Linked DNA regions of Homo sapiens: region 2 is linked to region 1. Evidence: chromatin loops called from intact Hi-C (ENCODE). Cell type or tissue: dorsolateral prefrontal cortex. All regions are shown on one strand. Each heading gives the region's core, and the rest is flanking DNA. Links, peaks and the distances in the headings are about the cores only. Region 1 overlaps VRK2 (VRK serine/threonine kinase 2). Region 2 overlaps LINC01122 (long intergenic non-protein coding RNA 1122).

Region 1 (2,919 bases), core at 107-2,606:
CAGAAATCTAAATGACTTGTCATTACTTACAGCTTCATATCAATTAATCCCTCAATTGGGGGGTAGGGGGAAATGGCTAGGAAGGTTCAATCTATTTTAATTCTGATTATTTTTCCTCAAAGGGCCTCTTGTGTGTAGCTTATATCATCCAAACACTGTGCCAGAATATCATTTTTTGAAAATTAGAGGATATGAGATTTTTTAAGTGATGGTAATCAGGAATTGCCATAATAGAAAGGAGACTTGTGAACACATCTGTACAAGTGGAACCATTCCATTATTAATGGGAGATTTATTACTGAAGAAATCACTACAGAACACTGTGGTAGAGATTGTGTTTTTATTTTAATATGAGAGCCAAGTCTTGCATTAGGACATTGTTGAAGCTTGTGCAGAAAGTAAATGGCACCCATGGGACTGTAGCATTCTGCTAGATTGAAGGGCCTTTAATAATCCAATACGCTAATAGCAGTTAGAGTGTAAGAGCTAATCATGTCTTCTGCTTTTATAATAACTTATACATGGTAACCAAAAGTAGTTACGATGTGTTGGCATCATTGTTCTTAGTAGATGACTTTTTAAATTAAAAACTAAGTTCACTGAGTAACTTTTCAGAGTTTATTTCATGAAAGATAATAAAATAGGATACCTGTTTATAGCAGGTTTAACAGCCACTTACTGCTCTTAGGAGATTATATATCCCTACACAGATGAACATTCGAGTAATGACAGAAATGTAAATACCAGCCTATTGTTTTATAACAATTTTGAATGACTACAAAAATGAGTTTATTTTACGGGTATTTGCTGATGTTTTAATAATTATTTCAGTGGTTTGTTAATATGTATCAGTTATATTTCATACATTTCCTAGGTTTCATTGTCCATCTTCTTATATAAGGTACTTATAAATATATATAAATTATGAAATTAGACTACAGCATTTAATAGGTTGATATAAAATGATACAAGGGCCTGAAAATGTGCTTTTAACGTACTTTTTAGGAAAAGGCATCTTATTCTAAATTTTGAAGGCCTCTATTTGGCTCTCCCCCCAGCCTCTGATACCATTGCCTCCGTTTTATATAGATATGGGACCAGAATTTTAGCCTGCTGCTGCTTATATCTAAAAATAATATTTGTAAAATTATCCAAAGCAGTAGATATATTTTTATTGTATTTTCATGTGATTGAAAAATCTTCAGAAAGACCCTTTTTTTAATACTGCACACTAGATGGCAGTTTTGTCATATTCTTCCAACTTCAAATGCTGCTAGTGTGAGTGGAACAGGAAAGGCCATCAATGTTTAGTCTGCACTCAGAGGGTCTCTGCATGACCAATGCAGACCCTATGGACTTCCTGGAACATATGTTAGTAATTTAGCTGCAGACATTTATTTCTTTGTTTTACTGCTTGGCTCTTTGAGAAAGTGTTGGTGCTGGGTTATGGGTTGTCTGGATCATGTCAGAGGCCATGGGGATCAAGTTCATGTGACAGGCCAGACTAAGGAAAGATGAAGTTGGAGGAGGTGAGGAAACTGACCCTTACTTTCAACAGCAACCAGTCACTGCCTGTCTGTGGACTGGGGCCAAATGCTTGGGCGTTTAAGTTTTATTCCAGCTGAACAAATAAAACATTTTGCCTATTTGGCTTTTTCATATTTCATCAGTAGTAGTTCAACCAAAGATTTCTCCATTTCTCAAGGACTTGCTTATCCCTTATCTTTCTCTCTAATGCTTACTCCTATAGCCTTGTCCAGACGAAGTGACGTTGAGATCCTCGGCTACTGCATGCTGCGGTGGTTGTGTGGGAAACTTCCCTGGGAACAGAACCTGAAGGACCCTGTGGCTGTGCAGACTGCTAAAACAAAGTACAAATTTTCAAGTATTTCATCATGTACTGCACCAGGTCTGAAGGGATACATTAAAGGGAGCTAACAACACAGAGAAGATTGGCATTCACCCAACATGACAACCAAAGCAAATTTCTTTAGTTTGAAAAATATGTTTTAAAAAAACCAAACAACTAACACATAAAATCCATTAAGGTAACATTGTAAAAAGACATGTATTTGAATTACAGTGCAAAATATAAAGTGAAATATCTGTTCTTTTACATGGTATTTCCAAAGCTTAGATTCTAGGTGGTAGTGTTTTCAAGGAAGAATATTTTCAAATTAGCATTGTACAAGTATGTTGAAGTAGTCTGAGCTTGGTACGATTGATATTAACTGTGTAAAACAGCACTATGAAATGGGACAAATAGGGCTTATATTTTTCAAGTGAGAGCAACATACCTCTTATTTCTGTCTTGGAGGAAGTATGTTTTCTTTCTTAAGAAACAAAATTTTTACATGAGCTATTTATATGAGATAATCTTGTAGCCACATAAACATTTTTAATATTCTACATTCAGTTTTTATTACCTGGATTCGGCTAGCATAAAAATTAGGTCAGACTAAGAACAGGGTGTGTTACTGTTTTACAATTCTCTCACTGATCAGGCCTAAGAAAAAGTCAATTGCATAGAGCACAGAATAGCCAGTTTTTCATTATATACCAAGATATGCTCAACAGTAGTTATCCACAGGTAGCAAAAGCAGCAGCTAAGCTAAGTTTTAAGTAGGAAAATCACAACAGAAGAGTACAAAGCCAGGGGAAAATTAGCTGATTCATAGAAATCTATCTTTAAATTCAGTGTGGCATCAGTTCTTAATACTGAGAAAGATTAGCCTGCAGATTCAGAAAAATACATATTACATTTGTAAATACTGACATATATGAAACATTTCTCCACTCAGAATTTTGATCATCCTAGTCCCTTACCCAAAACTAAAACATTTATATAAATCTATATTAGAACTAAATCAGTTATTTACTGCAGTGATTGATGTGTCCATATTAACTTTCATGTAACAT
Region 2 (2,919 bases), core at 114-2,613, 420 kb after region 1:
GAGTCATTTTTCTTCTATAACAATTGTGTTTGACTTAAAAAAGAAAATCTTGGCTCAGATGTCTGATTCTGACATGAATTACTTTTTGCTGCAGATTCTTTTTGCTACAGATTCTGTTTTCCCCAGATTCTTCCCTGACTCTGACCACCATGGCTCTTTTAGGTATGAGGTCAATTTACTACCTATGACCTTCGCTTCTTCCCTACCTATGATTAGCCACTATGCAGACTTGGCATAAAGAATCTCAGAAGTCCTCCCTAGTACATCAATTTCTAGGACTTTCCTTTTGCCTATGCAGACAGCTTTACTCTGATTCCTTTCTAACCTATGCTGTTAATTGCAAGATAAGCATACCCAAATTAAGGACTTGTAACACACAGTCAACTTCTCCCTGAGTTAAGGAAGGAATGCTCCTTGAAAACGAAGAGAGAAAGCTCTGCTCCCCACCCCTCCCACATTCTCTTTAGAAGGGAGCAAGAGAGGTTTCAGGGACTTATTTCTAAGTGCAACACTTAAGTTTGGCCTGTGAGGGGTAAATAGTCCATTATCAGGAAAAAAAAAGTCTTACCATTACATAGTCAAAAACATAGACAAATACAGAATTTGTTGCATCAAACTTTACTTTTTTCCAAGGAATCAGCCATCAGTCCATACACATCATATGGGCATCAGGGGCCTCCTTCTCCTTCCTTTTCCCCCTTTTTTTCCAAAGTCTTGTTCACATTTTTGCATCTTTCCAGAGCTCTGCTTCTTAGTCAATAAGTTTGTGATCTTCCTTCTAGATGCATCTGAATGGCAGCAGCAGGCCCTGAGCTCATTAGCCTTTGCATGTTATCTGCATCCTTTCAGGTGCTTGAACTTTCTCTCTGTCTCTTTCTCTATCTTAGGAATTCTTACCACCTCTTGTGGTCTGAGTTATTATACTTTATTATACTAACAGATTCTCTGTCTTTTTTGGGTCTCACCAATAGCTTCCTCCTGAGAAGGCGACTATGTGAGGAAGAAAAGTGGCAGGTGAAAAAGGGTAAAGAAGCTCCATATTGTCACATAAGTATTCATAGTACCTCTTTGAAAAGACTCCAGAGTTTCTTGTGCAGATAGTAGAGAGGGCAAGAAGAAGACTTAACACTTCTGGTTGCTTTTATTCTTGTAGGAAAAGCGGAGTGAGTGCCTAAAGTAGAGAGAAAAAGCAGCTGCTTGCTGTCACCACTGGGGCTTGGTCAGGGCTGCCTCCTGCAGGTCCTTCATGGACTTGGTGAATGTGTATCCTTTTGACACTTAGGTTTGTGAAGGTAGAAACAAGACAAGCTTTTCTCTCTATGACTTCTTGGGAATGGAGGAAAGAGGACAATTTTGGGCAAGACATTTGATACTTTATATAGAAAGTCGTTATAACACTTTTTCCTTTTTTTTTTTCTACTGGAAGTTCCTACCCTAGGATAAGACTCTTTCCACCAATTTCTTTCTTTCTTTCTTTCTTTCTTTCTTTCTTTCTTTCTTTCTTTCTTTCTTTCTTTCTTTCTTTCTTTTTCTCTTTCTTTCCTTTTTTCTTTCTTTCTCCTTCTTTCTTTCTCTCTCTTTCCTTTGTTTTTTTTTTTTTGACAGAGTCTCACTCTTTCACCTAGGATGGAGTGTGCAATGGCATGGTCTTGGCTCACTGCAATCTCAGCTTTCCAGGTTCAAGAGATTCTCCTGCCTCAGCCTCCCAAGTAGCTGGGATTACAGGCACGTGCCACCATGCCCGGCTAATTTTCATATTTTTTAGTAGAGACGAGGTTTCACCATGTTGGCCAGGCTGGTCTTGAACTCCTGACCTCAAATGATCTGCCCGCCTCAGCCTCCCAAAGTACTGGGATTACAGGCATGAGACACCTTGCCTGGCCTCCACCAATTTCTTATCCACACCACAGACCCTTCCCCTTGGAGAAGCATGTGACCTGTAATGCATCTTTTTTTCTTTTCTTTTCTTTTCTTTTTTTTTTGAGACAGGGTTTCCCTCTGTTGCCCAGGCTGGAGTGCAGTGGTGTGATCATAGCTCACTGCAGCCTCCACCTCCCTGGCTGAAGTAATTCTCCCACCTCAGCCTCCCGGGTAGCTGGGTCTACAGGCATACGCCACCATGCCTGTCTCATTTTTTGTATTTTTTGTAGAGACAGGGTTTCGCCATGTTGCCCAGGCTGGTCCTGAACACATGGGCTCAAGCAATCTGCCTGACTTGGCCTTCCAAAGTGCTGCGATGACAGGCGTGAGCCACTGTGCTTGGCCAGACCTCTAATATATCTTAGTGCAATTATTCAGTGCAGTAACTTCGGGATCCTTTTCTTTACAGCCAGCGAAAGCAGTTTCCCAGGTTTGTGCACAAGCATTATTTTTGAGAGTGGTTCATCAATTTATTAAAATAATTTATGTTTTAACTATGTTGTGATAGGAATGGCCTGATTTGGCTGTATTAGGAACTGTGACCAATAGTTGATATTTGCAAGATGACATCAGTTACATGTGCTTTTTTTCAAGATACTTCTGTCAAATGATTAGTTCACAGGTTCTACATCTGTTTTGAGCTTAGGAGGTAGTAAGTTTCGTAATGTTTATTGTTTTCTAATGCATGTTTTTTGTCAAAGTTTTACAAAATTTTTGGTTAAATTTATTATGTGACATTGGAGATTGAGTTAGTACTTCTGCTTTTTGGTCTGATTTTCAGGTAGTTACTCTAAAGATATGGCTAGTTCTACATCTAAAACAAAAAAAGAAAATTTTACATTTTCTTACAGGAGTATTAGAAGCAACACCCTTTTGTATCAGGGGTTGATCATTAGGGGATGGAGATGGGCCTCTATTGGAAGGAGTTTATGCTGTACATTTACTCAAGAAGGTAGTAGACAGATGAATGAAAGGTCCTAATCACCAATATTTGCTGAA

Evidence for each region. Peaks named below come from ENCODE experiments on the same cell type or tissue, not always from the same donor. Only the 100,000 strongest peaks of a DNase experiment are listed, where the experiment ranks them.
Region 2: a loop joins it to region 1, with 3.0 times the contacts of the local background. A loop is called at or near these places in 4 of 110 quality-filtered maps.

Annotation. Positions count from the first base shown.
Region 1 is chr2:58,130,058-58,132,976 of GRCh38, forward strand. VRK2 (VRK serine/threonine kinase 2) reads left to right here. Exons shown (of 13, transcript NM_006296.7): 9 at 1,751-1,871. Among named protein-coding and RNA genes, the nearest start is that of VRK2, 85 kb to the left of the region's middle. In dorsolateral prefrontal cortex, for the core only: CTCF peaks have their summits at 1,226 (motif pointing right) and 1,426; no DNase peak of the experiment used is centred there; H3K27ac peaks cover 1,723 bases.
Region 2 is chr2:58,552,908-58,555,826 of GRCh38, forward strand. All of the region lies in intron 1 of LINC01122 (long intergenic non-protein coding RNA 1122), which reads left to right. Among named protein-coding and RNA genes, the nearest start is that of LINC01122, 34 kb to the left of the region's middle. RefSeq lists enhancers at 1,536-2,036, 2,037-2,537. In dorsolateral prefrontal cortex, for the core only: a CTCF peak has its summit at 1,243 (motif pointing left); a DNase peak (open chromatin) is centred at 1,224.